Regions from separate parts of the Homo sapiens genome. Here all the other regions are linked to region 2. A link is a loop called in an ENCODE intact Hi-C map of the cell type or tissue named here. Cell type or tissue: endothelial cell of umbilical vein. All regions are shown on one strand. Each heading gives the region's core, and the rest is flanking DNA. Links, peaks and the distances in the headings are about the cores only.

What was found. Hi-C counts contacts between places; a loop is a spot of excess contacts. Peaks named below come from ENCODE experiments on the same cell type or tissue, not always from the same donor. Only the 100,000 strongest peaks of a DNase experiment are listed, where the experiment ranks them.
Region 1: a loop joins it to region 2, with 8 times the contacts of the local background. A loop is called at or near these places in 4 of 110 quality-filtered maps.
Region 3: a loop joins it to region 2, with 2.3 times the contacts of the local background. A loop is called at or near these places in 2 of 110 quality-filtered maps.
Region 4: it touches region 2 in a loop (8-fold over the local background); 2 of 110 quality-filtered maps call a loop at or near these places.

What each region holds. Positions count from the first base shown.
Region 1 is chr13:80,127,043-80,135,049 of GRCh38, forward strand. All of the region lies in intron 2 of LOC105370275 (a long non-coding RNA gene), which reads right to left. Among named protein-coding and RNA genes, the nearest start is that of LINC01080, 120 kb to the left of the region's middle. RefSeq lists an enhancer at 6,004-6,503. In endothelial cell of umbilical vein, for the core only: no CTCF peak of the experiment used is centred there; DNase peaks (open chromatin) are centred at 4,339, 6,039 and 6,639; H3K4me3 peaks cover 296 bases; H3K27ac peaks cover 1,050 bases.
Region 2 is chr13:80,232,069-80,240,075 of GRCh38, forward strand. No RefSeq gene overlaps it. Among named protein-coding and RNA genes, the nearest start is that of SPRY2, 110 kb to the right of the region's middle. In endothelial cell of umbilical vein, for the core only: no CTCF peak of the experiment used is centred there; DNase peaks (open chromatin) are centred at 3,353 and 3,913; H3K27ac peaks cover 2,072 bases.
Region 3 is chr13:80,045,327-80,053,333 of GRCh38, forward strand. No RefSeq gene overlaps it. Among named protein-coding and RNA genes, the nearest start is that of LINC01080, 38 kb to the left of the region's middle. RefSeq lists an enhancer at 3,613-3,862. In endothelial cell of umbilical vein, for the core only: no CTCF peak of the experiment used is centred there; a DNase peak (open chromatin) is centred at 3,695; H3K27ac peaks cover 929 bases.
Region 4 is chr13:80,081,197-80,089,203 of GRCh38, forward strand. No RefSeq gene overlaps it. Among named protein-coding and RNA genes, the nearest start is that of LINC01080, 74 kb to the left of the region's middle. In endothelial cell of umbilical vein, for the core only: no CTCF peak of the experiment used is centred there; DNase peaks (open chromatin) are centred at 2,535 and 3,305; H3K27ac peaks cover 1,767 bases.

The DNA of each region.
Region 1 (8,007 bases), core at 1,989-6,988, 100 kb before region 2:
TGTTCTATTGTCTGGATGTGGTTGTCACAACTGGGAGGGGGATGCTAATGGCAGCAAATGAGAGGAAGTCGAGACAAATACTAAACATCTTACAATGTGCAGGGCAGCCTCCCTCAAAAAGACTAGCATGTCAGTAGTGCCAAGGTTGAGGATCCCTGCTTAATTCCCACCTTACAAAGAGCAGAGCATGTGTGTGAACTAAGAACAATGTTTATTTTGTGATTTAATAGAATGCCTCAATTTGTGCTCTTGTCATAATATAACTCCTTTAAACATGAAATAAATATACAATGTATCCTTCTGTATATGAAAGATTCTTCTGTGCTTAAAATATTTTCTCCCTGGGTGATAAATAAAATTAAGAATCTCTGACTCAGGCATAAGGTGAGTGAAAATTGCTTGCCACTGTTGGATAATAATAGTAATCTGCAGCTAATAAAGTCATTCTCAGCCTCAGCTGTACATTATGATCACCTGGGGAGATTTTGAAAAGCAGTGGCTCCAGGGCTCTAACCCTTGGAGATGCTGGTTTAATTGGTCTTAGTTTGGGCTTGAGCTTGAGTGTCTTTGGAGCTCACCAGGCAGTTTTAACGTAAAGCCAGGGTGGAGAACCACTGAATCTATCTAGCCTGTGGGCACCATTGCAATGACCATAGATTTAGAAATTCAGCTGAGGGCTCAGACTGGGACTCATTCTGGTAATTAGCTAGGTAAATAAAGCAGTTTCAGTAATTTGCCTTGATACTCTAACCTTATCCGTTTCCTCTGAGTGACTGAGGTGTGGAGGGTGAACCCCAGAATCTCCCCAAAGTCCATCAGTACCTGCTAAAGGCTGTGTGAAGGACTCCCGCACAGAATCTGAACTCTAAGCATGTAAAAGCAACACTATGAATGCTAGGTGTCCACACTGCTAGCTTTCCATGAGTGTTTATCCTTTCTTCACATTGTTATTTTTATACCACATGAAGTAGGGATTGGGACCACCTCAGCTCTTGCCTATTAACTGCTATCTCAAACAGTACCTTTTCAGCAGGGAAGATGGGATGCTATCTGAAACCAAAACATTAGGGAAAGCAAATATATTTTCAAGCGCTAGTGTTTCTTCTCCTCTTCCCCAAATCCCCTGGAATGAAAAGGATGGCTTTTCCCCTTTGCTTTATTTTCTTCCTTCCAAAGGCAGGCTTCTAGGCTAAATCTTAATGATAAATGTGGATATTTTCTCTCTAAATTTGGATGATTCCATGAGGGGGGTCTTCCCGTCACTGTTGTTCAAATATTAAGACTAGTGTGTGTGAGTACTGCAGGAAGGAATTAGATGAAGTAGGGAATGATCAAGGAGCTTAACAAATACTAGCACCACTCTTCACAAAGCCCACCTTTTAAAGCCCGTTGCTTTGCTGTAGGATCAGAGCCCTGTGTAATCCTGCACTGAAGTTTTAGGTTATGGCTCAGCCTTGAAATGATGCAAAGGAAATTTTACATAAAAGGAAAAATTTTAATGGATTGGTTTTATATTTATAAAAAATATTATCCTGTAATAAAAACATGTATATATACTGATGTTGAGTTGATCTAACTCAATAACTGTAGGGAAGCATACTTGTTCATTATCAATTCAGGAAAAAGGCCAAGATATTTAATAACAGCTGTTTTATTTGAAACATGATTTATATCAAGCACAGGGATAACACATACAAATCTGAAATAAAGCAATACGGAAACATTACTGACTCCTGACAGCCCCAGTGAGTGTGGCTAGTCATTTAGGGCACCATGTTAGGGCAATCAGGCCATCTCAGGATCTATTGAAAGTTGAGGGAACCAATAGAACCAAACCAATGAGAGTATGCAGTTCTCTAATAGCCAGCTGATTCTTATTCTATTATATGCCCTAATTTTAAGACAACTGTCATTGGAAATCTTAGGGGAAAATGGGGTTGTGTAGAAGACTGTATGTTAATTATCATCACGCACTTTTATTCCTTCAAGTAATTGTTCTAGTTATACTTTATGGAATATTCAGCTAGAAGAGGTAGTCAACACAGAACATGGAATTACAGAGCTAAGGCTGGGAGCGGTGGCTCATGCTTGTAATCCCAGCACTTTAGGAAGCTGAGGCAGGTGGATCACGAGGTCAGGAGTTCAAGCCCAACCTGGCCAACATGGTGAAGCCCCATACGTACTAAAGATTAAAAAAAAAAAAATTAGCCGGGTGTGGTGGCACACACCTGTAATCTCAGCTGCTCGGGAGACTGAGGGAGGAGAATCGCTTGAGCCTAGGAGGCAGAAGTTGCAGTGAGCCGAGATAGCTCCATTGCACTCCAGCCTGGGCGACAGGTGAGACTCCGTCTCAAAAAAAAAAAAAAAAAAGAATTACAGAACTGAAGGGATCTGAGAAAGTGCTGGTCTAGTCGCAGACTGAGATCTCATAAATCCAAGAAAGAAATATGATTCTTTCAGTTCTTTCTCAAGACCTAGAGAAAAACGAACATCAAACTCCTCTAATAAACTAGTTTCTTGATAACCTTTTAGATGTGATGCATTTGGGTCCTTTTTGTTTTTTATTTGCCAATATCTGCCTCTGAACTGTGATAAATGAGAATATTAGAAAATCACTACAACTACAAACGTCAATGTTTTGAAGTCAGACAGATTTCAGTTTAAATAACAATTCTAGCACTTCCTAGCTTTTATCTTTAGCAAGTTTTTAAATACCTGAACCTCAAACTCCTCAACTAGACATAAGAATTGCTGTGAGAATTACAAGCAAGGCACCTGGCACCAACTTGGCCACAGAGCTGGCCCTCAGTAAACAGTAGCTACAGTGATGATTCACATGGCGTTCTTCCTTGCCCCCATGTTTACTTCAACTACCTCCCTTTCAAGGCTTTTCGTGTCCTCTGTTCCAATAATGGAAATGTGGTTTGACCATGCAGAAATCGGATTGAGGCAAATTATCCAACAAGGAGCTATAACAATAATCAGGGAAACTGGAGAGTGAGCGAGAAAAATATTAAACATCTTAGTTCATCAGAATAAGAAAAATAAGAGGATTGCTGGGAACCTCAGATTATGGTATTGAAACTATATCCACACTTAGTCCTTGACTTTCGAGACTGACTCTGCCATCGAACATTTGCATGGTTCTTAGAAACGATAAAAAATATCAATTTTGAATTTTCAGGGGAGGAAAACAATATTGCGTCTTTAAATGGGTTTGCCTTTTTTAGAATTTATCACTATGATTGGAATTCACTTTTTAGTTTTGTATTTCAATGTCATATGTTACAAGAAACACCTTTGTTAAGTGAATAAATTCCCTTTCAAATTTGAGATAATTTGTCTTCCAGACTTTATTAATTATACTAGGTTGATTGTTTATTTCATTTTTTGAGACAGGGTCTTGCTTTATCACCCAGGCTGGAGTGCAGTGGTGCAATCACGACTCACTATACCCTTGACCTCTCTGGCTCAAGCAATCCCCCTACCTCAGCCTCCCAAGTAGCTGGGACTACAGGCTTGTGCCACCATGCCCAGCTAATTATGTGTGTGTGTGCGTGCAAACGCATGCACACACACAAGCATGCACATGCATGCACAAAGATAGAGCCTCGCTATGTTGCCCAGGCTGGTCTTGAACTTCTGGGCTCAAGCAATCCTCCCTCTTTGGCCTTCCAAAGTGCTGGGATTATATATGTGAGCCACCACACCCAGTTAATTGGTTGATAAAACTAGGATAATAATACCTATCCCAAGCCATTATTGTTGTAAGGTTTAAATTAAATATTTAAGTGTATATAAAACCTGGCAGGTACTATCGTGCTTAATAAATGTTCATTTACTTCCATCGTCATATAATGTTACTCAACATAAGTAAGTTTTTTTACTTACTACAAATGTTTTGAAGAAAAAGGTAAAGAAATAATATTTCTTTAAATTGATAGTGCAAATTGTAGGTTTCTTTATCTTGCAAACTTTCTTTTAATTTAGAGCTACCGTTAACCTAAAGAAAATCTCTTAAGAGAGACACGGGGCTAAAATTTAGTGCTTTGCAAGTACAATATGCTTCAGTATTTGGGATTTGCTTTCTCAAGAAGTTCTGAGTACAAGTAACAAAATGTTTGGAAGCCTATTAACGTTCGGTTTGGATTCTGCAAAAAGAAGTAGGTTTCAAAACTACCAAAATATTCTAAATTACATCTATTTGGGGGCAAGAAAAAAAAATCTAGTTAAGTCTAGATTTTATTCTAAGAGGAAACTATTTTTTGCCCTTTAACGTAAGTCTCATAGGGATCAAAATGAAAGTCAATTTAGAGGAAATCTATTTGGAAACAAGCTGAATCCCACGCCCTGGGAGCAGGCAGTGCAGTCTCCACCAGCCCCGCCCCCAGGGACTGAGTGACCACAGTGTTTTAACCCTTCGTGGGCATTGTTCTGGAAACAGGAAAAGGACCCATCTTATTCCAAAAGGCAAGTTTCATATTTTAAATGAATTCAGGATAAGAAAAATAAGAGGGTTGCCTGTTGTTTTTGCATAGAAACTATATTTCTATGCAAACACTTCCAGCAGAACTTTTATTTTGGGTTTTAAATAAGAGGGAAGCATTGTTGGAGAGACACAGTGAAATTACTGTGGAGAATGTATAATGGCTTTGAGGCTGATTGGGAGAAAATGTGTCCAGTTCCTGGATCAGAAAAGATAATGGTCACCAAAAGTAGTTCCCAATATCTCATATAAGCAAAATGTATCTCAATTCAGGTACTGTAGGTCGAGGGGGAACAATGGGTAAATGTGAATGTCATGTCTTTAAAATTCATCTTGACTTCTGGATTTATGCATTTGAAAGAGCATTAGTGGGGTTAAGTACATTATAAGGCTAGGGGATTGGGACTGAATCTTTTCTAATTCTGCAGAAAATACAATTCCCAGAATATTTAAACATAAAAGTTAATGAGTTAACCATGAGAATAATAGCATAGAATTTTCCCTTTAATTTTTTATTACAATTTAACAAATTTTTTATTCGAAGCAAATAATTTTTAATAAATGAGTACATCTGAAAAATAAAGCAGTCAAGCATTGCTTTTTAGCGTGAATACATACCTATTCTAAAAACTGCCCTATGTTTGTTAAAATTGCAAAATAAATATTTTACAACCTGAAGATTATACATAAGAAAAGACTGAATAACATGATGGGGTCATGACTATGCTAAAATGTTGGCTGAAAATAGTAAGAAAGAAAATTCTACATATGGTTAAGGTCTCAACAATCTCTTTTTAAAAGATGTTGGAAGAAGCCTGGAAGAAAATCCACTAAAGTGTTCTTAATGGTTGCCTTCAAATGGTGGTGTCATGGTTGAATTTTTTCAGCTTTATGTTTCTATTTCCATATTTCATATAATCTGCATGCTTTATTTTTACAATCCTTAGGGGGAGTAAAACAAACTTTCCATGAAATTATAACATAGAAGTATTCATATTTCTATTTCATTAGAGATGATATTCACACACCAAAAATTTGCCAGCTTTCTCTCCTTTTCTTTTTACTTGCTAATTTACTCTAATCTTACCAGGATTTTTTTTTTTTTTACTTCTTCTTAATCTCAATGAGAATTTTACTTTGAAAGAAGGAGCTCTAACTTTTTTTTTCCTACTCTAAAACAGTGTTTGTACTTTTTTCTGGACTCCAAGTTGGATGCCTTCACCAAAGTGGTTTCAAAGACTGGAACAAAAAAGCCTCCATCGAGGCCCTGGCTAGCACAGTCCCTGTTACTTTAAGAGTAGCATTCCACCTCCCCCTCACACCCACATACTTGTCCTCTCTTTGCACAGCAAGTGCCAAGCAGTGACATCTACTATAGTTTCTAGGACACGATGGTCTCTGCTCTACAGGGAAAAAGAGCGAGCGGGACAGAAAGAAGGCGGGTGGTGAGGGAGAAGGAGCACAAGCCCAGCTATGTTCCCAGAGGAGGAGTCACTTCCTCGCAATAATCCTGAGATGCTGTTTATGGCTGTTCTGCTGATATGAAGCCTGGAGCCGCAGGATGCAGCCTCCCCCTGGCTGTCCATTAATCACGAGGGGCTGTTACAGAGTGTACAGAGTGGGAGTTCTGCCTACAAGTGGCCTCTAACTGTCTCCAGCTCAATGAAATGAACCTGTGTGAAAACTTGTTTTATGAGAGATTGGTTTATTTGTAACTAAACTACTTCCTCTGTTATTTGATAAGATCAAATATTTGCTACTGATAATCTGAGAGTGTCACATTTATTATCCTGTTTCAGCCGTTGCCTAACTCCTTTGGAACTGACTCCGTTAACTCTTTGAGGGACAGCAGTAGGTTTTAGAGGACCGGTTTCTATTTTCTTTCAGCAAAGCCAATGCTATCTTTCAGACACTGAGTCAGCATTATTTTAGAACAGCTATGACATGTGAATCAAAAAGAAGCCTTTCTCTTCCAAAACAGAAAGCAGACAACCATAGTAACAGGAGGCTCTGATAAATTCCCTGGAGGTTCTGAAGCCACCATGAAAAGGAAGGAAAGGTATTCTGACTTACTAATATAAAAATGGTTTTGCACGTGCTAGGATTTCTGAAATCACACATTTTCAATATGTTCAGGATGACTTTCTATAGTTTGTTAGACCCTCAAATATCTATGTGGGGCATGATCTCTAAATCCGGCAGCATTCTGCATCTTGACACTTGGCCTTTTGGAGTCTGAGCTCATTTGCATTTGGCAGGACTTGATTTCCTGCTTTGACAGAACGGCGGTAAGGTGGTGGTGAAAGCCTTTACAGTGCTCCCTCGAAGGGCTCAAAGGACTTTCTGGATATATAAAATTATGTTTCCAAGAATTAAATGGACCAGAATGAGGCAGATTTTGTTTGAAACCAGGCTCTGTTACATGCAACACATCTGAAAAACTTACTTACACTGAAGCATCTCTCTTGACAGACTCATACTGGGACTGTTTTTCAGTTCTCTCACTCTCCAATCAGCTACACAGAGCTCTCAGTGAATGTAGAAGAGGCTAAGGAAATAACCACTTACGTGTGGCAAAATGTTCCAGCCTTGCAGAGATTTTCCCAAAATCATTAGACCCACCAAAATGCTTTCCACTGGCCAGGTCCACACCTTCCTCGTCAGATTTTCCATACTCCTCCAGCCTCCAAGTACTGTCCATTTGTATTTCCTAAGAGAGCCAGTCATTTATAGCTGAAAATGTAACCAAGTTTACTCTCATAAACCAGAGATCTCCTTGACTGTTAACCAGAAAAGAAAAATACTGCTTCTCCTAACTCATTTCAAGACGATCAGAATATGAAGATCCATACATACCTACTTTCCCCAAAAAAGGAGGTGAATTTGGGGCAGCTACATTTTAAGGGCATATAGAGATGAAAATATAGAGAGGAGGAGAGCCAGGCAAATCAGCTGCTCCATCATGGTGAGCCGGGAAGAGGTTAAGGGTTAATTGCATGTATCCCACCTCTGGTCTCTTTTAGACCCTGTTCTCAGCAGGTGGCTTTCCTGCCTCACTGCCCCAACTGCTTATCAGTGGAACAAAGACTGGCCCTGAGTAATGGCCTGAATTGTCATCTGCAGTAGATTTAGATTCAGAAATAGTCAACTAATCATTTGAATAGATTTTGCTTTTTAGTTCTCTCATTCTTCATTTTTGTTTTTCATTTTTTAAAATTATAGAAAAAAATACATAAAATGGGATCTATACCCTTAACAAATTTTTAAGTGTGCAGTACATTATTGTTAACTCTAAGCACAATGTTGTACAGTAAAGCTCTAGAACATTTTTATCCTGCATGACTGAAACTTTATACCCATTGAACAGCAACTCCTTATTTACTCTTCCCCCATTTTCTGGCAACCGTCATGATACCTTTTTCTTTAATGACTTTGACTACTTTAGATACTTCATGTAAGTGGAATCATGCAGTATTTGTCCTGTGACTGGCTAATTTCACATCAAGTAATGTCCTCAAGTT
Region 2 (8,007 bases), core at 960-5,959:
GCAACAGAGCGAGGCTCTGTCTCAAAAAAGAAATAATAATAATATCTCTACTAGAGGATTGCGTGGAAAAGAAAGTGCCAAGCTTCAGAGTCGATGCCTGAGTTGTTTCCACTATTCCATGTTATAGGGTCTTAGCCTTCTTAGAAAATGAAGCACCATTGATTAGAAACTTTGCACCATGGGAAGAGAAATGGAAGGGAAATATGTATATGTGTGTGCATGCATGTGTATATGTTTATGTGATGTGTGTGTGTGTGTGTGTGTGTATGTAGGGGTGAAAGACTACATCACAGTCAGGAGCTCTGGAAGTAATGGAATGTCTGATGATGGCCATGAGATGGGGCAGATTTACCTCTGTTTATCCTGCCTTCCTCTAGACCACCATCGTGAATGTGGAAGAGACATTCACATACCCTCAGGGGGCTCCTTGCTGTGGTGGGATGCAGCCAATGCTCTCAGTACCTCTTTCTACTTTTTATTAGAGAGAAATAAGAAGTTAGGTCATTGAAGGCGGGGCACAGTGGCTCAAGCCTGTAATCCCAGCACTTTGGGAGGCCAAAGTGGGTGGATCACGAGGTCGAGAGATCAAGACCATCCTGGCCAACAGGGTGAAACCCTGTCTCTAATAAAAATACAAAAATTAGCTGGGCATGGTGGCGGGCACCTGTAGTCCTAGCTACTCGGGTGGCTGAGGCAGGAGAATCACTTGAACCAGGGAGGCGGAGGTTGCAGTGAGCTGAGATTGCGCCACTGCACTCCAGCCTGGCAACAGACTGAGACTCCGTCTCAAAAAAAAAAAAAAAAAGAAAAGAAAAAGAAGTTAGGTCATTGTAGACCAGTTGCTACAGACTACCTCAGAGAGATACAGTGCCCTCAGAAAGCACATTCTTTTGGGTTTCTAATACAATAGAATCAATGTATTATTTTTTTTTTGTTTTTAGTTTTTAGATACAAGATTTTGCTACATTGCCCAGGCTGGACTCAAAGTCCTGGGCTCAAGGGATCCTCCAGCCTTCCCCATACCTGGGACTACAGGTGCACACCACCAAGTAGTGGCACACCGTTTGGTGCCCGACCAAGAACCAATATATTATTGAAGAAATAAAGGATTCGTTGACATGCATCACAGACACACATCAAAAATTTGTACACTTAGATCATTTTTTTAAAATCTTTTTGTCGTACTCCTCTGCCTTTAACTATAATTTTTAAAAATACTAAATAAATGATATGCTTGGGAAGAAAAGCAAATACTACCAAACTATGTAAGGCAAATGATGAAAATGGCTCCATCACCTTCCTTGTTCCTGTCTCCTCACCTACCACATCCTCATGCTCATGAGCTGGCCCATAGCTCTCCAGCACACCTCTGTGTGTAAATGAGCTTGCATAGATTTTTTTTAAATGATACTATTCTATACATATTATTTGCTGCTTGCTCTTTTCATTCAAAAATGATCACAATTATCTTTCCTCGCATATAGATCCACCCAATCTTTTTCTCTTTCCTTTTTCCTTTTTCTTAATGTAGTGCAATTTATTTAACTCTCCCTACTGATGTTTGTTTTATTTGTCTACAGCAGTGGTCCCCCACCTTTTTGGCAACAGGGACTGATTTTGTGGAAGACAATTTTTCCATGAATGGGGGCAGGAGCAGGGGATAGTTTCGGGATGATTCAAGCACATTACATTTGTTGTGTATTTTATTACTATTATTATTACATTGTAAGATATAATGAAATAATTCTGCAACTCACCATAATGTAGAGTCAGTGGGAGCCCTGAACTTGTCTTCCTGCAAATAGATGGTCCCATCTGGGGGTGATGAGAGACACCGACAGATCATCAGGCATTAGATTATCATAAGGAGTGCATAATCTAGATCCCTCACATGCGCAGTTCACAATAGGATTCAGTCTCCTATGAGAATCTAATGCCACCACTGATCTGACAGGAGACAGAGTTCAGACGCTAATGCAAGAGATGAGGACCAGCTGTAAATACAGATGAAGCTTCGCTCGCTAGCCCACCACTCACCTCCAGCTGTGCAGCCCAGTTACTAACAGGCCACAGATCACCACCAGTACGTGGCCTGGTTTTGGGGACCCCTGGTCTGCAGTATTTTATAATTTAAAAAAATCTGAGCAGAACCTATTTGAGCTCTGGATTTGTCTTTGGATTAACGTTTCTAACAGGATTTATTGCTAAAAACAAAATTTCATGGACAAAGGATACTTGCAGTTGAGATAAGATTTTCAAAGGTTTTATACAAATCTACATAAATGTTAGAAAAGGATCTCTGAGAAAATTTTTAAGTCCACAAGGATTATTTCTGTGAATGTTTACGAATATAATTTTGATAAATATAAGAAATGTGAATAACAAAGATGTGCATGTAACCATTAGAAACAGAAAAAATGGAATATATATAAACAGAAAAATTAGCCCTTGTTATTACCCTAATTTTTTCATTGTCACAATCTACTTTGCTTTTATAAACCAATAGTTTTTATAAACCTTTAAAATTTGATATATAAATCTAAGACTATCTTTAAATATAGTGGCTATATTCTTGAATCTAGTATCACAAATAAAGAATATTAGATTTGAATTTTAGAGACTTAGAATAGTATAAGCTATATTTAAGAAGACATTTAAGACAGTTAACAGTATTTATAATTTTGTCTGGAGGAAACATTATTCTTAAGGTATTTATTACCAAATTTACTTAAAATGCCCCCAACATAAAATATTCTAGAAAAACCTAGTCAGGTTTCTGCAGAAAGTATTTAGTTTATACTGTAGCTACTATGACGGTTTGCACATTACATTTATTTAGGATCACATGCTTACTGAGATGTAAATTACTTTCACAATTTTTTTGGTCTTATTTATTTTTGCCTCTCCCAGCTTCCATCACTGAATGAAATCGAGGCATCAAACATTGGTTTCATGTATTTTTTTTGTAGCAACAACTGTAGAAATTGTGTATGATGAAAAGGTCTTAACTACTGCTTAAAGAGAAAAAGAAATTGTGTGGTTTATTTTTAAAGGGTGCACTCACACACTCACAAAGTAGTGGGGTTGAAAGGAGAGAAAAAAGAGTAAAAGTTCATTGGAACCCAATGATTTATTGGGAAAGGCTCAGCGAGCTCACATAAAAACCAAAGGGGGGAAGTGGTCGGACATTGGGTCAAATCTCCATTCACATGTTGTGTAATAAAAGGCTGACTGTAGCCTTTCAGCCTTGCTTCTAGTCATAGACAATGGCAATTGCAGAGCAAGACTAATAACAGGATTTAGCATAAATCCACCACAGGAAGTGAACAGTTGTACTGGCAAATAATTAGCCAGGAAACATTTTATAGCAGCATCAGGATGCGTCCGTGAGCTTTCAAACTCTCAATGCATTTGTGATCATGAAAACATAATTAGTTCTCAGCGATTGTAATTTTTGTGTGTGTTTGTTGTAAGATGGTTCCTTTCCCCTCCTTTCTTTTCACAAACAGGCCTTATTTTTCCTATCCTAATTTAGCAGCCCCAGTGAGGGTTTTGAAGTCTCAAGGGAGGGGTTTAGAATGTTCTCTTTTTTCTCCTGCTGATGCTTTTTTATTGCAAGGTGGATGGTGTTTATTTTGCACAGCTAACAAGTGAGTTCAAAGCAATACGTTGCTCTTGAACTTTTGCCAGATTCCCAAAGCTGAAAGCTCCCCTGCGTGGTAGAACCGACCTGTACTATCAAAGCCTGACTAATTTGCAAAGGAATGTCAAAATGACTGGTGCACTGCATTTTCCACCACCCGCTTCATTTGACACTTAAAGGAAAGCTAAGTGGGAGTGTAAAAGGAAGGAAATTCATTCAAGGAAGCGTACCTTATAATGTGTGAATTAATTTCAGAAGAGAATGAGAGCTCATTGCCGAGTACTTGCATTTTCATCTTCTGTGCTCTTTGTTGTAGTTACTGTTTTTGTAAGGGTTGCTAATAAACATTATGCTTCTGTTCTCACATCATCCATATTAGGAGGAAATGCTGTCATTAGACTTGGCTTTGAAATCCTTTGTGTCAAAGTGTCTACATGAAGCTGCTTCATCTGATTTAGTCACACCAGTCAAAGAGCGGCCTCATGAAGACAAACACTTGGTCCAGGGCGATATTTTTTTCGCCTTTCAACACTCTAAAAAATCATTTCCTCAGAACCAAGAGAATTACATATATGAACAAATATAAATTGTTTTTAGAGGAGACAAGACTGATAAATAAAGTCCTACACTTCACATTTAAAAGCATAATTCAGGGATGATATTTGAAAATGGAATTCAGCTCACCTAAAAATTACGCTGAAACAAAGGTCACAGAGAATCAGATCAAATAGGAGACTTTGATTTAATTTAGTCTAATTCTAATCTCTGTGTTCCAATTGCATTTTATAACCTCGAATTTTATTTAAAACTTATATTGAAAATATGACATTGACATATTCACCCAAATAAGTTCATCTGCAAATCATTTCTTTAAGCATTGACCCTAAAATTTCATTACTATTTCTGATTGTTTTCCCGGGGAGTTTGCTGTGATTTATATAAATTGCCATTGTCATCAGCCAGGTGAACAGAAACCTTACCTTCAAAATTGTTTTCCTTGCTTGAGTTTTGACCATGAATTTCTTAATGTTCCCTTCTACCTAAAACTGAACTCCATATCTCAGCATGGTTTTGACCACTAAATGTGTACCTTATCTCTGTTACCAAAATCTGAGGTAATCTGGCAATGCGTCAGTTACTTGGAAGTGAGCTACTAAGGTACAGTCATGTAGTAGTTGTCTAAAAAGTGAGTGAACGTCAAACTGAAGGCCATGCTGCTAAAGGATGAAGGCCAGAGTCACATGGATCCAGGTTTGCATTACAGCTTTAGCACTTACCAGTTCTATGGCCACTGCTAATTAATTACCTTTCAAAGGCTTAGCTTCCTCATGTGTAAAATGAGGCTAATTTTACCACCTAACCTGTGGTTTATTGTCCTCCGTACTGTGAATGTCAAACAATAAACACTTAATAAATGTTATCTATTACAAAATCAAAGCAGTTTGGAAATAATATGCTGCAAGAATCAGGAATTCCTTCAAGTGGGCTTAAAATATAGGAAATATGGCCAAGCGCGGTGGCTCTCGCCTGTAATCCTAGCACTTTGGGAGGGTGAGTCCGGTGGATCACCTGAGGTCAGGAGTTCGAGACCAGCCTGGCCAACATAGTGAAACCCCGTCTCTATGAAAATACAAAATTCGCCACATGTGGTGGCATGCTCCTGTAACCCCAGCTATTTGGGAGGCTGAGGCAGGAGAATCACTTGAACCAGGGAGGCAGAGGTTGCAGTGAGCTGAGATCACGCCATTGCACTCCAGCCTGGGCAACAGGAGCGAAACTCTGTCTAAAAAAAAAATAAAATTATATACATATATATATATACACATATATATGTATATATATATGTGTATATATACACTTATATATATACATATATATATACACATATATATGTATATATATACATACATACATGAAATATATTATGGAACAAAAAATCTGGAGGTAAGGAAAACTTCAAGTTTGGTATCATCAAATTTCCAGCTTTGTCTTGCAATGTTCTTGGTCTTTCCTGAGTTAGTTGTCTTCAGGATAGTGCCTCTCATAGTTGCAAAATAGCTGCCAGCAACAACCAGGACAACCCATGTCTTTGTTGAAATCTACCAGAAGAGAGAGGGGAGGAAAGTGCTCTTCAACCATAAAACTCTGTGCAGTATGACTGAGAAAAACTTAAGCTCCATACCCATCATATGTGTCATGATGGCAGACACCAGAGAAATATTTTGCCCTGATTGTCTTAAGCTTGGTTGTCAGAGCTAGTTTCTAGCATGGGAGAAGAAATTTCTTTTTTCTTTTTTCTTTTTTTTTTGGTTTGTTTGTTTGTTTTGAGACAGAGTCTTGCTCTGTTGCCAGGTTGGAGTGCAGTGGCACCATCTTGGCTCACTGTAACTTCTGCCTCCCAGGTTCAAGCTATTCTCCTGCCTCAACCTCCCAAGTCGCTGGAACTATAGATGCCCGCCACCATGCCCAGCTAATTTTTTTTTTTTTTTTTTTTTTTTGAATTTTAGTAGAGACAGGGTTTCACCATGTTGCCCAGCTTGGTTGTCTAACTGAGCTCAGGCAATCTGCCCGCCTCGGCCCCGCAAAGTGCTAGGATTACAGGCATGAGCCACTGTGCCTAGCCGGGAGAAGAGATTTCTTTTTTTTCTTTTACTTTCTTTTCTTTTCTTTTCTTTCTTTCTTTTTTTCTTCTTTTCTTTCTTTGTTTTCTTTTTTTTCTTTTCTTTTCCTTTCTTCTTTTCTTTTCTTTTTCTTTTTTTTTTGAGACAGAGTTTCACTATTGTTGCCCAGGTTGGAGTGCAGTGGTGCAATCTTGGCTCACGGTGACCTCTGCCTCCTGGGTTCAAGCGATTCTCCTGTCTCAGCCTCCCGAGTAGCCAGGATTACAGGTGCATGCCACCATGCCCTGCTAATTTTTGTATTTTTTAGTAGAGACGGGGTTTCATCATATTGGTCAGGCTGGTCTTGAACTCCCGACCTGAGGTGATCCGCCCTCCTTGGCCCCCCAAAGTGCTGGGATTACAGGCGTGAGCCACTGCGCCCAGCCAGGGAGAAGAGATTTCTATGTTTGATCTATACCATTGAGGATCTCACCGTAGAGCTGAATTGAAAGTCATCTTCCCCTGAGTCATATGGGCTAGATGCAGAAGGATGGATGCATAGACAGAGTTGGGGTATTGTTAGGAAGGTTGAAAAAAGTTGTGGGGGTCTATTAGTCAGGGTCGCAGAAGAAAAGAAATGGCGCATTCAAACTGAATAGTTAGAGTTCTAATCACAAAGGTAAGGGCAGAGTTACTTCTATTAGTTACAACAACCAGGAATTGTTACCAAGCCTAAACCTGAAGGGGTAGGGGAAGAAGTAGTTAGCACAACCCAGGAATAAAATGACTGTGAATGAGGACACCTGATAGGATTGTGACCTTTATCAGGGGACTCAACCAGTCCCCCAGCCATCTTAAACAACTTTACTGGGGATATTTCAAGGATTGTTGGGGTATCACTCTCCTTCCACCCCCTAATTTCTTCCTGGTGCCTCCTGTTGGTGGAACACAGCCAGAAGCCAGAGGGCATGAAAGTCTGCTGGTGGAGTTCAGGGAGGTCAGCATCCCAGGCACAGAGTGAGATGGGGGAAGAAAGGAAAGATAGCCAGAACAAGAACCTAGGACAGGCCACTTCTGGGTAAGCAAACAACAGAGTGTAAAAGTATTCTCTAAGACATCACAGAAATACAAAAGAGAGAAAGAGGGGGAAAACAAAAAAATAGAAATATTAAAGAAGGGTGGAAGAAAAAAAGTTTTTTGGCAAACAGAAATAGGTTGGAAACTCAAGATTTAAGTGTGACTGCAAATGTGCAAAGATTGCACATTTTGCTAAGGAGAAGCGGATTAATATTTTCAGAAGCTGGAGAAAGCAATCAAAGACAACCTGCCTGGAAAGTAATACATTAATTCATCTTGCAAATATTTTTAAGTGCCTACTCAGAAAGGCAATATGAAGGGAAAGAGTACTTAAAAACTGGAATTTGGGGCTAGTTTTTCTGGTTTTGCATTGTGAAGTCACCACCACTTACTAGCAACCTCAGGCAACTTACTTCAACTCCCTGTATCTCCACTTCCTCATCTGTCAAGAGTGATATTAATGATACATTTCTGTTGGGATTCTTTGAGAATTAGATGGTCTGAAATAAAACATATAAAACACTTTGAACCACCAGGTACATACTAAATGTAAAATAGATGTTAGTTTTTCTTATTACATTGTACTGGACACTGTGCTAGGTGTTATTTTAATCTTACCACCACAAAGCTTACTTTCTAGTAGCGACATATAATCCCTGTAAATAAGCATCATGACATGCTATAGAT
Region 3 (8,007 bases), core at 1,390-6,389, 190 kb before region 2:
TATGCCTCATGTCTAAACCATAAGCAGGCTCTTCAGTCCTACTTAAGCAGCATACCCAGAATCCACTGAACTCATTTTATCTTTACTGTCATTGTCCTCATCACAGACCCATCATCCTCCATTCCTCCAGTGGCAGCCACACTGATTTCTTTGCCCTCTCTAGTGACCCTTCCTTCTGCCTATTTCCACATAGAAAACAGGACAATCTTCTAAAATTGCAAATTAGATCATATCATAGGTTAGAACACTTTAATTGTTCTCAGTGGACTTTGGGAAAAAAACCAAAAAAAAAAAAAAAAAAAAAACACCCAAACATTGGAACTCTTTTTCAGAGTGTATGACATGGCCTATGACATTCTAGAAGATCTGACCTCCCCACTAGTCTCTAGTCTCATCTGGGATGCTTTCCCATCACCTGTTTTGTTCCAGCCACATTGGTCATTGTTCTTTCCTTCAAATACACTATTATCTTATTTACTTATTTTCTAGTTTTGTTGTTGTTGCTTTTTTTCTTTTTCTGAAACAGGATCTTGCTCTGTCACCCAGGCTGGAGTGCAGTGGTGCAATTGTAGCTCAGTGCTTGAACTTGAACTTTGAGCTCAAGCAATCCTCCCACCTCAGCCTCCTGAGTAGCTGGGGCTACTGGCACTCTCCGCTATGCCTGGTTTATCTTTTTTAGTTTGAGTATAGACGAGGTCTTGCTGCATAGCCCAGGCAGGTGTCTTCTAGTTTTTGTTTGTTTGTTTGTTTGTCTTTTGAGATGGAATCTTGCTCTGTCATCCAGGCTGGAGTGCAGTGGTGTGATCTCAGCTCACTGCAACCTCCACCTCCCGGGTTCAGGCGATTCTTCTGCCTCAGTCTCTTGAGTAGCTGGGATTACAGGCGCACGCCACCATGCCCAGCTAATTTTTGTATTTTTAGTGGAGATGGGGTTTTACCATATTGTCTAGGCTAGTCTCAAACTCCTGAACTCATGATCCGCCCACCTCGGCCTCCCAAAGTGCTGGGATTACAAGTGTGAGCCACCGTAGTTTTTTACTACACCCCCTCTAGTTTTTTACTACACCCCCCTCACTAGACCATTAGCTTCTTGAGGCAATGGATCTGCTTTTCTTTTCACTATCCTTTCTCCAGCACTTAGACCAGGACATACACTGTAACAGGCCCTTAGCAGATATTTGTTGAATGAATTAATTACTACAAAATGAGAGCTTGTGGAAGTAGGCTGAATTGAATGAGAGAAGTAATGACAGTAGGAGAAATAATAGCACACCCTTGGAAAAGAAATTGGTGAGGAAAGAAATCACACAACGAAAAGTAAAACTTTAAGAGATTCTGGATGTTAGGTTTTAATAAGTTTGGATCATGCACCCCTTTACAAATGTTATGACATTGTATGACCCACATTTTCAAGGTGTTCCTTGGATACTCTGAATCTCAATCAAGATCCTCTCAGCAAGGGTCATGGATGCCAGTATAATAATTTCTAGAAGGTGATCACTGACAGCTTTACCTTCTGGGGGAACACTTCATTCTGAAGATTAGCCCCCATTTTACATTGCCACTTTTTTGACATGTCAACCATTATCTCAAATTCCCCCCTTTAGATAGACAAAAACGAGAGTACCCACCTGGTGCTGAATTAACCTTGAGAAATTTTAGGTTAGGTAAGGCTGTGTAGGATAAAATATAAAACAAAAAAATTACCTTAAGAATCTGTTTCCCACAGTGGAGTTCCTCCAGATACAGCCAACTTTGCTAGGTTTCACTTAATTATAATTAAAATATCATTATTAAAATTTCTCAGGAATTACACTGTGCTCATCGCTTCCAGAAAGAAGTAAATTATTGTCAAACTGTGTGGATACAGATCCTTGGGTCGAATATAGTTTTTCCACTGGATTAGTCTAAAAGGTAAAAGAAAATGCATGTCTTTAGAGCATTTCCTCTTGTGCACATTCAAATATACAGTGTGTTGAAGGCCTGGGAGGCCATCCAACCTCCTACCTGTTGGATTACACTAGGATAGTGTCACATTTTACTAACACTCCCTAGAAAACCTTATTTTAGAAACATTTTCCGCCTCATTTTATCTGAGTTTGCTCAAGGAACTGAAATCGTCGTGTGCTGAGCTCAATGCCATGTGCAAGGTCTCCGACTAGCACACAGAAAACTCTAAGGAACTGTAATTCAGTGATTCTTGCCATCTGCAAGCCTGTGGAATTCAGGTGCCCACAGGAAGGAATGGAGAGGTTTTTCCAGCCTGACCATATCAGCCGTCTCACCACAAGAACCTTCTGTTTTGGCTGTCGTCCCTCTATCAGACTCAGGCTGTTCTTTATGGCCAACTGTGAGTTTAACGTGTCTGGTTTACATTCTGTTGGTAAAGTGTTTCTCTCAGTTCCAAGCTCCTTTCCTTCCATCCGATGGCTTGACTGCTTTGTATTCATGTTTGTTTTTTAAGAGGAGGTAGGATGGGTGGACGTTAGGGACCATAAAACAACTCTAGAAGTTTGCATTCACAAAATAGTGAAATTAATACTAATAAGGAGAAAGACAGGCACTGATAGTGCAGCAGAGAAAATCCAACAAGTAGGATCAGAGGTGTAAGGATGTGGTAGGTGATTAAATAACTCTGTCAGTGTGGAGTGGGCAGTAACTAACCATTTTATTTTTAATTTTTTTGGTGAATTAAGCAGAAGTTTTAATGACTATCCCTTTCTCATATTTGTGAGGTGTGGGCTGCTGTAAGCTATAGAACCATGGCAAAGGGCTTAATGGGGAGGAAAACAGTTTTAAAATTTCTCTTAGAACCCAGCCCACTGGAATTATGAAAGCAGCCTCAGTAAGTAAGATAGACTTGCATGCGTCCAGTTACAGAGGTGTAGGGAAAGGAATGACTCTAGTTACTGGAAACTAGTATTTGCATTGGACAACATTATTATTTGAATTGGATGGTGGAGGCAAAAGTACATCTTAACTTTATCAAACATGTTTCAGATGCAATTCTTAATTCCTCCACTTAAGGCCATTATGCTTGTGGATACAGGATGATAGTTAATACTTTTAAAACACATTTTAAAAAATTACCTTTAAGCTCCTCAAGTATTCTAAGGATATTCTTAAGCTCCTTAAGAATTCCAACAATAATTTGTTTGCAGGCCAAAGACTGACACCTGCTATATCCTATTGTTGATTATTTTACAAAAGTAATTTAGTTATAGAGGCTTCTATAAAAGCATGCCTCACTAATTTTGTGTGCCTAAAAGAATCAGAGAAACATGCTTAAGAAAATATTTTCCCTCCCCAGGGAGTAAAACAGGCTGGGCTGTGCCCATCTAACAAGGTAGCTTGCATTTTAAGGTTACATTCACTGGGATGAAAAAATATTTTAGTTCAGGTAATTTCTGAAGATTACTCAGTTAAAGGTAAATGAAATATCTTCCTCAGAATAAGAGGAGCTCAGCATTTAAGGGACCTGCTTTTCTAAGTTCTCCTTCCCTTCCATTTTTATCAGCTGGATTGAGAGTGGGTGGTTCTCACTGATCACCACCAAGGATAGCTCAGAGCGCTGAGCCTTTGCAGCTTAGTAACTTGCAGGAAGCGCTTCCCTGTTCACTCACAGGCACATCACGCTTCAATCTCCCCAGGGAGGGTGCACTCGAGGTTTGAGCGTGGGGGTGGAAATGGAGGCGTTTCCGTTCTATTTTGGTTTCTCCTACTGACTGGCTGCTCAGCTGTTCATGAGTCATCCTAACCTCAAAATCTGTCATTAAAACAGAAATAATGATACCTATTTTCTGTGCCTTACATGAATTGCATGAAGACATTATTCATATTTCTGAAATACATGTGAGAATTAGTCAAGGTTAGCTGTAAGAAAAAGTACAATGGAATTGTTTTTAATCCATGATAGCTATGCTTTTATCATTTAGATTTTGAGAATTCTCTGTACTGAAAAATGAAGAATGAGAAGAGATCCTAATAAGGATTAAATTTGACAAAACACTTATTTGATGAACTGGATTAAGATACATACAGTTTTTTTAAATATATGGCATAAGAATGTATTTATTCACATGTTCACTTAATAACATTTTATTGAACATCCCGGCATTGACTTAGACACTAGAATTACCACTATGACACAGAACCTCTCCTAAAGGAGACCACTAGAAACAAGACTACATGATTCTAGGTGACTGCATATGCAAATCTGGTGATATTTGAGAGATGTGCATTTTAATATCATCTATACCAGTGATTCTTAAAACAGAGATTAGGAACTTCGGAGAGAAAGAATTCAGCTTCATAGGAAGAAAAAAATCTACATTTATCGTGAATATGTTTTTCTACAGCTTATTTTATATTACTTAGTTGTTCTTTTTCTAAGCTTGTAAGTTTAATGTTTATATTTTACTCATTCATATTTAGAAATAAAAACATTAAAGACGTGAGTTTGTCTCTGGATACCATTTTGTCCATATTCTATATATTGCTTTTCCTATTTAGTGCTGTCAGTATTATGTAATAAATGCTCTATAATTGAAACTTTTATTAGGTGATCCTATTAACATTTCTAAATGATAACATGACTATGGTTTAGTTTTTGCTGTCAGCATCCAGCAAGCTTACATTAAGCAGATTTGTTTGCAATAGCAGTTTCTTTTGTCTTTCTCGTAAAGTGCAAGTTCCTCATGTGAATTGTTATATACTTGATCTCTGGCTAGGAAGAGTGTTTTACAGCAGCCCCATTTAATTCTTCCTGGTCCATCCATGCACAGGCTTCTACCACATTAAGCATCTTTACTACACACTCCTGTAACCAGACTTCTGCCAAACTGAGCAGTCTTTATAGCAGGCCCCTACAAACAATAAAAGCAAGTTTCTTTATTTGGGTTTGGAGAACAAAAATAGAAATGGAAGAAACTACCTGTTCCTTATTCTCTCATTCTAGGTCCAAGAGAAGATACCCTCACAAATTGGCATTCTCTCCTTGGGATAGATGGGAGAACTCTGTGTGTGATATTATTGAGCTGTCTTGGACTTGAGCTCAGTTATGTGGTTTCCTCTATTTCCTGTCCTGGGAAGAGATGAAAGAGTAGCCCTGAGCCTCTGTGCAGCAGCATCCAGACACCATGGCTAGAATCCCAAATTCTTAGCCTCAGTCTATGAGCTGGGCTTAGATCTTTGATTATGTTGCCCTTCCCTCCCAAACAGGGCTGCCTCCTCAGTGGTTCCTCTCTCCCAATCTTGTCACATGACATATGTGGTTCCTTTCTTAGTGCTTTATTTCTTCTACCAAACATCCGCTCAGAGAGAAGTAGGATTCTAATTATTATTGTCACAATGGTTTTAGCTCATTTAGTAGAAATAAAATTTATAAAATATTTATAAATAAATTTATTCTTTTAGCTAGCTCATGCTGACCAATATATAAGGTATTTTTTGATTCATGATAAATTTTGAGCCAAAACACACTTGCCATCTGAACCCTAAACACGTAAGTAGGATGTTTCCCTTTCTTTTGCTAAGGGACAAATTTCACGATAATATTTTGTGCAAAGTGCACATACACAGGTGAGCATTTTCCTTCCATTCTCACCTCTCAAAGTAAGATAATGAAAAAACCTTAGAAATTTGTACAAGAACTTAATGAAATTAGATTTTTTAAAAATTAGATAATTCTCAATTCTCTGCTTCTAATTCGCCAGATTTTGCATGCTCCTTTGGGCATTCTCTTTTTCTCCTCAGAGTTTCTTGGTTCCCATCACACAAAATGATCCTTGCTAAAGGTATCAGGATCAAACCCTAACCTCTCGTTCTTCAACTGTCCATTTAAATTCCATCAATAGGCTCATGCAAATTACAGATGTTGTGAACAATTCTTTTATTGGGAGAAATTGAAAGAACACTATTTTAACAGTTTAATCAGCATCAAATTAACCTTGCTTAGTCCTGTTCTCAACTAGCAGCTAGTCTTCTGACCAGTCCCATGACCAAGGGCCCACATGTGTCACCAATCGCTAAATATCTGACATAGCCATCTTTGAGTATTTACCTGGAAAACCTACTCATCCTTTTCATTCTATACCTTTATCTTCATTCTCTCATCCATTCTCTGATGCTTTGGCATTCTACCCACTACCTCTTCATTAGTTAAGTGGTTGCTTCTTTCTATCTAGCCAGACTTCCTGATGCCAATTCATGTCCTGACCAAATTTTTGCCTCTCACCTCCTGCTTCCCTTTCCTCCATCATCATGTTCACACTGACTTTCTCCTGAGACATCATCTGTAACTTCTTTAAGGACCTTCCTTATGTTGATGACCTATCTAAGGGGCCCTCTATCACCCACATCATGCTATTTTTAGCACTAGGAAAGGTGGAAACTGCTCAGAATATTTATCACGTGTCTTTAACAGGATCCTAATTTTCATGTACTACTTCTGAAGATACATTATAAGAGAATTCCAAACTGCAGAACAAAGGGTAAGTCTACAAAGGTGCTCAGTGTCTTCATTTATAACAGAAAAATAATTAGAATATGCTAGCCACAAAAGAGTATTTAATAATAATAAACCACCCGATATACCTTAATGCAACTATTAAAATTATGTTTCTAAAGAGAAAGCACTGTAATTATATGGAAATATCACTACAGCATTATGGTAACTTTTTAAAAAATATAAGATTTACTTTATAGAGCATAACTAAGTCCTGTTTGCTTGTCTGTTTAACTTAGTCATAGAAGCCAAGACTGGAAAGAATAGAAGCAAGATAAATGTGAGCAACTGACTATCACATTGAAAGCCTACTTTCAATTTTTCTTCATTTTCTAAATTTCTCTAATGATTACTGTGGTAGACAACCTCTAACATGGTCCCTTGTTGTACTCACCTTGTGCAATTCACACCTGGATATTATCTCCTCTTGTTGAGGGTGAGCTGTACTTGTTTCTAATCAATAGATTGTGGTCAAGATGATGGGATGTCACTTTCATAAATAGATTACAAAAGATTGTGACTTATGTCTTGCTAGCAGACTTTCTTTATCACCTTCTTGGTTTTCATGCTTTGATAAACAAGTTGCCATCTGGGAGAGGCCCACCTGGCAAGGAATTGAGGACAGCCTCTGGTCAACAGCCAGAAAGGAACAGAGGGCCTCAGCCCAACAACCTGCAAAGAAAATGAATGCTGCCAAAACCACCTATTGAGCTTGGAAATGGCATCAATCAAGCCTTCCTCAGCCAAGCCTTCTGATGAGACTGCAGACTTTGATTGAAGCCTTGTTAGAGAACATAAAGCAGAAGATCCAGTTAAGCTGTACTCAGATTCCTGACCCTTGGAAACTGTGAGACAATAAAAGTGTGCTGTTTTCAACTGCTAAATATTGGAGTTATTTGTTACAGAGCAATAACCAACTAGCATATGAAAGTATTATTTTTATAACACAGTAGTAAACTTCTTTTAAAAAGGATATTCAAATAAAATGAATTTGAAATAGTAAAGGACTTTCTGAACATTGTATTAGTCCATTTTCACACTGCTATGAAGAAATACCCATGACTGGGCAATTTATAAAGGAAAAAGGTTTAATTGACCCACAGTTCCACATGGCTGGGGAGGCTTCAAGAAACTTACAATCATAGCAGAAGACAAAGGGAAAGTAAGGCACTTTCTTTGGGAGGCCGAGGTAGGTGGATCATGAAGTCAGGAGTTCAAGACCAGCCTGGCCAACATAATGAAACCCCGTCTCTACTAAAAATACAAAAAAAGTAGCCCAGTGGTGGCAGGCACCTGCAATCCCAGCTACTTGGGAGGCTGAGGCAAGGAGAATCACTTGAATCTGGGAGGTGGAGGTTGCAGTGAGCTGAGATGGTGCCACTGCACTCCAGCCTGGGCAACAGTGCGAGACACCATCTCAAAAAACAAACAAACAAACAAACAAGGCACCTTCTTCACAAAGCAGCAGGAAGGAGAAGTGCAGAGTGAATGGTGAAAAAGCT
Region 4 (8,007 bases), core at 977-5,976, 150 kb before region 2:
CCAAGGATATTATAATTGGGATATCACACAGTCTGGAGATCTAATAAAACTGCAGACCCCCAGCCTCCATTTCCTTTTAGGACAATGTTATCTGATCTCCTACGACTAGCTATTAGTCTGGCTTGTCAGCTCTCTCCATTGGACTGAGAAAAAACCATCCTTTACCTCACTTCTCATTTTTAAATATGTGGGGTTGGGGGTGGATTAGGAAAAGCACAGAATATGCCAAATGAAATGGTGTGTTTTAGCAAAAGAGTTTTATAATTTTATCTTTCCTCTTCAACTAGGGAATAACCCTAATTATAACGGAGGTTCTGACAGTAATCAAGACAGATCAGATAGTATCTAGGGAAACTAGGTAGTTAGATACTAAAGTCAGCAGATTTACTTAAAAGACCAGAGACTTTGGAATATACCAAGAAGTTAACAGCTATATGCTTATGAACTAAAGTCCTCTAATGTTGAGATGACCTCTTACGTGGTAATTGATAAATGAAAATGCATACTTTAAGGAAAAATCAATTATACAATAACTTGTTTTCCTGCTATTAATTCTAAGAGTTCCAGTTTCCAGGTTTGAGGCAAACCTGTGTCATGCTAAAGACATAGTTTAGCTCTTAATCATCTTATGTTTGCTTTCATTGACTTTCCCAAAGGCACCAGGCTGAGCATAGGCATCATTTATGGGATAACAGACAAAGAGATTTTGGCGACCATGAAATCGATCTCTTTTCTTTGTTTTTCAGGTAAGAAAAATAAGTGAGCTATTGAGGTCACACGGTTATTTAAGACCTGGTTCATACCAAAGCCAGAGGTGAAGTCCCAAACGCCCAGTGTGATCTTTTGATTAACATGCATACAGTAAAGTAATTGCTACAAAAGTATCATAAAGGCAAGCAGGGCATTATTTATATAGGAGGAATTGACATCTACTCTATTTCAACAATATTAATTGCTATTAACTCAATATTTTTTCAGTTTTAGGTGTAAGAATTCAGTCACTGTTTCTGTTATTAAATCATGGACTGTAACCTCTTACTTGATTACTTGAATAAATTGAAGACTTGGGAGGTGGAATCACTTGCTCAAGGGCATGCAGTTAGTTGCCAAGCAAACACCAGGTAACTGAGTCCTAGTCTGTGACTTTTTCCCACACCATCATGCTTTGTTCAGAGCCTTCCTCTTAGACCTGAGAAGTGATGAAATTTGGAGTCATGCAGGAGAGGAAGGTTGGAGGTGGGTGCTGTCAGGCAGGGAAACTAAACATCTTTCCTTACTCTACTAGCTCCCAGGACCTCAGAAGTTTGAGAGAGGACACAGTTATGGAAGCCCTTCCAGAGCTAAGGGCTTACAACTACTTACAAGGCATTATTTAGGACACTGCCTGGTGCTAGGATGTTTTGCCAAAAGGCCATGTTGTCACACTGCATGAAGCCCAAAGACTGTGTCCCTTGTGCTTGCTGAATTTTAGGATATGAGACAGCCTGCATAAGGGAAATAAAACAAGATGAGTTTTCATCAAAGATAAAAATGTAAGGATTTGTTTATTCAAATATCTTCTGAGCAGGAATCTATAAACTCATTTCTCTTGTTTTAAAGCAAAAACTACACTGGAATGTCTTTTAACACAGTGCCAGAATTTGACATGAAATGGAAGAATGAATACAATAACTGCAGTAGAGTATGAGACAAGTCACACAAGCATGCCACCATGACTCCTCAACAATGCTGCTTTTGCAGAGGAGGGAGGGTTAAGGATGTGGTTGCTGTACACATTGGTGAACACAAATGAATTGACTCACAAGAAGTCCATGTTTCTGGATCAAAAGATTTCAGCCCTCCAAGAGCTGAAATAATAATAATACATCACAGGCCACATCCATCTATTATAGTTTTAAGGATAGTTTGTGGACATGAAGTATTATGAACCATAAGGGTTTGCAGTATTCTGTCTCAAGTTAATGCTATAGTACATCTTAACACCATTGACATTGGCATGCACTGTTCCTGCCTGAGGCATTAGTTGTCTAATTTGATCAAATTCAGACCCTATAATTTGAACTCAAGCCAAACCACAATCAAATCATAAAATTTCCAAAGCTGCCACCATCTTGGAAATGTCAAATGTTGGGTGAGGGGAGCAGGAAATGACTATACAGGGAATAAACAGAGCCTATGGTAATGAATTTTACATCTGGTCCTTATACGATGCCATCATTCCATTAGCTGTAATTTAAATATCTTGATTAACATTTCATTACCATAGGTGACTGCTGTAGAATAAATTGGATCTCCATGCACCATGCATATCAAAATATTCTAAACTCCTTTGAGTTTTAAGGTGCTAAATATAGTACTCTCTGGCCACTTAGAAAGTCTCTGAAGTCTGTTCGGTATTAAGCATAAAAAATAAACCTGAGAAAAAGGGATGTTTTTGTGTGCTCAGATATTACGGCCCGCTAAAAGCATGGACTGTTTTGGCAGTCACTGTCAGACCTCCCGGTGTCTGAGGAATTGTATGCTCCTTTCTAAATCCTTTCGGAAATTGCCAGTTTGATAGAATAACATTGCAGGAAACCACTCAAATTGAACATATTTGTTGTTTTATGTTCTGCCAGGCAAATGTCAGAACAATGCCAGGAGACCACAGTGGGTCAGAATTGGAGGGAGCAGGAGGGGAGGTGAAGGAAGGGAACCAGGAGCAAAAGAGACAATGAGAATAGAATCAGAAGTTATTTTAATGGGGAATTTTAAAAGCATAAAACAAACTGTTGCTTTTGAGAATCAAAAGCAAAATAGATTGTGTCTTCTAACTTGTCTTATATAGTCAACGGCATGACGTCCAATCTGTGAATTTTTGTTGCAAAATTTGATTATTGTGGTCAACAATTTTCTGGTAAATCCCTGCTCACTGGTCAATGATGCTGCCAAAAATGAAGGCTAAATAGATGACTCAGTTGTAGAACTCGCTCATGGAAGCTTATTCTTATGCTTTTATTCCACTTACACAAATCTACTTTACTACAAAGACATTCTTTTTTTTCACTTTTTGCATTCTTCAGTTACACAGCATGCCATATAAATCATTTTAATTAATTAGGAACAACAATTTGCCATAATCATTTATTCAATCTCATGTTTGAAGTCCTAGTGAAATAATTTTTTCTAGGTCTGACAGTATAATAGAACTTACTGGTAGTAATTCCAAAAAATAATCCTGCAGGAATTTATCTTTCCAGAAAGACCAGCATGGGAAAAGCTGTTGGAATGAGTGTGTTAGCTTTGACTCTTTTTTTTTTTTTTTTTTTTTTTTTTTTTTAAGTGGCTGACTCATAAATTAGGAACTTGATTCTCTCTTCCGGGCTTTGGATGGCTTCCTAATGAGCAGAAGGGCTGCTTTATTTATTTATTTACTAACCTTTGTGGATTCAAACCCTTGATAGCACTTAACACTTTAGTTACTGTGGTTATGTTAAATTAATATTGCAAGCACACAGTGCTGGCTTGATTAGCAGGAAAATCTTTTTGCCTTATCTCCACTCAAGTATTGAACCCAGCACCAAATACATGCTCACTATTTTTTGCTAGATTATCTTGCATTTTAGCACATGGAACAAATTTGATATTGATTAAAATTGAATGTTATTAATCTACTTTATTTTCCACATCAGTTTAAAAAGAAACTGAAAAAACCATGGCTTCCAAATGCACGTGTTTTGAGAGCAGCCAAATAGTGAAAACCATATCGTATTTTCAAATATACAACACCACACTCAGTAACTTTTAATTTTTTAATTTAATTTAATTTTTTAGAGACAGGATCTCACTCTGTTGCCCAGGCTAGAATTCAGTGGCTCGATGATAGCTTATAGCTTTATACCCCTGGGATCAAGTGATCCTCCTTCCTCAACCTCCTGTGTAGCTAGGACTACAGGCACATGCCCTCATGCCTGGCTAATTTTTTTTTTTTTTTTTTTGTAGAGATGGGAGTCTTACCATGATGCCAATGCTGGTCTCAAACTCCTGGCCTCAAGCCATCCTCCAGGAATTTTTTTAAAATCAGAATTTGAATTAATTTATTCTTTGTACAATATGAATGTTTACTCTTAGATACATACTTATCTAGTGTCTCTAAAATTGAGGATTTTCTTTTGATATGCATGGCAGAATATTTTGTGTGCTTTAGGATAACTATGGTGGACTTGATGGTAGATATTGGTTTTACTTAGCGGGTACCAATGGAGACGTAAAGGAAGGAAAGTGACTTGTCCAATGTTACAAAAAATTGTACCAATGGAGCTAAAGGACAACTGGAACTTATATTGCCAAAGCATTGTTAAATGAACACACACTTGTGATCTCATATTTTCTGCACTAATATATCTGCTTTGCCAAAGTAGCAAGAAAATAAGGTAATCATTTGTGGCTTTCACAGGCCTTCAGGCAAATGCAATACAATGAAAATTACACTCAGCGTATATAGTCAGTCCAGTCTTCCTGGTAGTCAACTTAGGTGGTCACATGTGTTGTGTGATTTGAAAGTTACAAAAAAGTTTCCCCTTGCTATGTATATCCTGAACTGCTTTTATTAAGGGTAGAAAGCTTCAACAGAGTGAACTTTTTTTTTTTTTTTTTTTTTTGATACGGAGTCTTGCTGTGTCCCTCAGGCTGGAGTGCAGTGGCATGATCTTAGCTCACTGCAACCTCTGCCTCCCAAGTTCATGCAATTCTCCTGCTTCAGCCTCCCGAGTAACTGGAATTACAGGCATGTACCACCACGCCTGGCTAATTTTTGTATTTTCAGAGACGGGGTTTTGCCACATTGACCACACTGGTCTCAAACTCCTGACCTCAAGCTATCCACCCACCTCTGCCTCCCAAAGTGCTGGGATTACAGGTGTGAGCCATCACAGCTGGCCTTTTGTGCAAATTTTTCTATTGCTCCTCAGGGAACTTCAACTAGGAGTATGCTCTAATTCACCCCTCCTCCAAACTTGCCCTTGATTAATTTTACTTCTCCCCAGCTCTCAGTTTAGATGCTCTTTCCTTAGATCTTCTCTAATGCCCTGTGACTATCAGCAAAGCATGATTTTTACATTTTTAAATGGTTGAAAAGAATCAGAAGGAAAAGATTTTATGATATACGCAAAGTACAGTCATGCATCTCTTAACGATAAGAATATATTCTGAGAAATGCATCATTAGGTGATCTCACCATTGAGCAAACATTGGGGTGTGTACTTACATAAACTTAGATGGGACAGCCTCCTACACACCTAGACTACAAACCTGTACAGTATGTTATTGTACTAAATACTATAGGCAACCATAATATAGTAAGTATTTATGTATCTAAACATAAGAGAGGTCAGTAAAAATACAGCATAAAAGGTAAAAGATAATACACCTATATAGGACACTTACTGGGAATGGAGCTTGCAGAACTGGAAGGTGCTCTGGGTGAGTCAGTGAGTGGTGAGCGAATGTGAAGGCCTAGGACATTACTGTACACTATGATAGACTTTATACACACTGTATACAGAAACTACACTAAATTTATACAAAAGTATTTTTCTTTCTTCAATAATAATTGACCTTAGCTTACTATAACTATTTTATTTTATAAACTTTTTAATCTTAACTTATTGATTCTTTTGTAATAACACTTAGCTTAAAATGCAAACACATTGCACTGCTGAACAAGAATAGTTTTATTCTTTATATCCCTTTTCTATAAGCGTTTTTCTATTTTTAACTTTTTAAGGCTTTTGTTAAAAACTATGACACAAACACATACATTAGCCTAGGCCTGCCCAGGGTCAGGATCATCACTGTGACTGCCTTCCACTTCTACATCTTGCTCCACTAAAGGCCTTCAGAGACGATAATACGCATGGAGCTGTCATCTCCTATGATAACTATGCCTTCCTCTGGAATACCTTCTCCTGAACGACCTGCTTGGGACTGTTTACAGTTAACTTTTAAAATAAGTAGAAGGAATAGACTATAAAATAAATTTTAAAAGTATGGTAAACACTGGGTGATAAGAATTTTTGAACTTCGTTATAATCTTATGAGATCGCTGTTGTATAATACAGTCCCTTCTTGACCCAAACATTGTTATTCGGTGGGAAACTGTATAGGAAATTCAAAGCTCAGTGTCCATAAAGTTTTATTGGAACATGCCAATTGTTTAAACATTGTCTATGAGTGCTTTCAAAATATGAAGGTAGAGTTGAGTAGTTGTCATAGTCTATGTGGCACCAAAGCCTACGATATTTACTATCCAGCCTTTTATGGAAAGAAAGTCTAGTTTGCTGACCCCTCTCCTAGACTTTTTGATCAAGTAAATGGAGACCTTTAAGTGTCCATACCACCTTGTGATGGCTAAATGTGTGTCTTCTCTAATGGAGTTAGAGCTTCATGGTGCAAGCCTATCTTTTGCAGCCTATCTTTTCCAGCACCTACAAGAAAATGCCAGGGTGTAGAGTAAGCCTTCAATAATGAAATATCAAATGTATTAACCCTTTCAAAAGATGTCTTATTTTATAACTGATTTTTAAAATAGTAATATTATAGTGATATATTACTTTCTCTATAGGTTTTTTGTTTGTTTGTTTTTACTTTAAGTTCTGGGATACTTGTGCAGAACATGCAGGTTTGTTACATAGGTATATGTGTGCCACGATGGTTTGTTGGACCTATCAACTTGTCACCTAGGTTTTAAGCCCCTTATGCATAAGCTATTTGTCCTGATGCTCCCCTGCCCCTCATCCCCACCCCGACAGGCCCCAGTGTGTGTCGTTCCCCTTCTTGTGTCCATGTGTTCTCATTGTTCACCTCCCACTTATGACTGAGAACATGTGGTGTTTGGTTTCCTGTTTCTGTGCTAGTTTGCTGAGGATGATGGCTTCCAGTTCCATCCATGTTCCTGCAAAGGACATGATCTCATTCCTTTTTATGGCTGCACAGTATCCCATGGTGTATACGTAACACATTTTTTTTTTTTTTGAGATGGAGTTTCACTCCTGTTTTCCAGGCTGGAGTGCAATGGCATGATCTCGGCTCACTGCAACCTCCGCCTCCCGGGTTCAAGTGATTCTCTTCCCTCAGCCTCCCGAGTAGCTGGGATAACAGACACCTGCCACTGCGCCCAGCTGATTTTTGTATTTTTAGTAGAGATGGGGTTTCATCATGTTGGCCAGGCTGGTCTCGAACTTCTGACCTCAGGTGATCAGCCCACCTCAGCCTCCCAAAGTGCTGGGATTACAGGCGTGAGCCACCACACCCGGCCTTTTACCACATATTCTTTATCCAGTCTATCATTGATGGGCATTTGGGTTGGTTCCATGTCTTTGCTATTGTGAAGAGTGTTGCAATAAACATACGTGTACATATATCTTTATAATAGAATGATTTCTATTCCTTTGGGTAACCAGTAATGGGATTTCTGGGTCAAATGGTATTTCTGGTTCTAGATCCTTGAGAAATTGCCACACTGTCTTCCACAATGATTACACTAATTTACATTCCCACTAAGAAAGTAAAAGTGTTCCTGTTTTTCCACAGCCTTACCAGTATCTGTTGTTTCTTGACTTTTTAATAATCGCCATTCTGACTAGTGTGAGCTGGTATTTCACTGTGGGATCTGATTTGCATTTCTCTAACAATCAGTAATGTTGAGCATTCTTTCATATGTTTGTTGGCCACATAAATGTCTTCTTTTGAGAAGTGTCTGCTTATATCCTTTGCCCACTTTTCGATGGGGTTGTTTTATTCCTATAAATTTGTTTAAGTTCCTTGTAAATTCTGGATATTAGACCTTTGCCAAAGAGGTAGATTGTAAAAATTTTCTCCCATTCTGTAGGTTGCCTGTTTACTCTGATGATAGTTTCTTTTGCTGTGCAGAAACTCTTCAGTTTAATTAGATCCCATTTGTCAATTTTAGCTTTTGTTGCAATTGCTTTTGGCAATTTCATCATAAAATCTTTGCCCGTGCCTATGTCC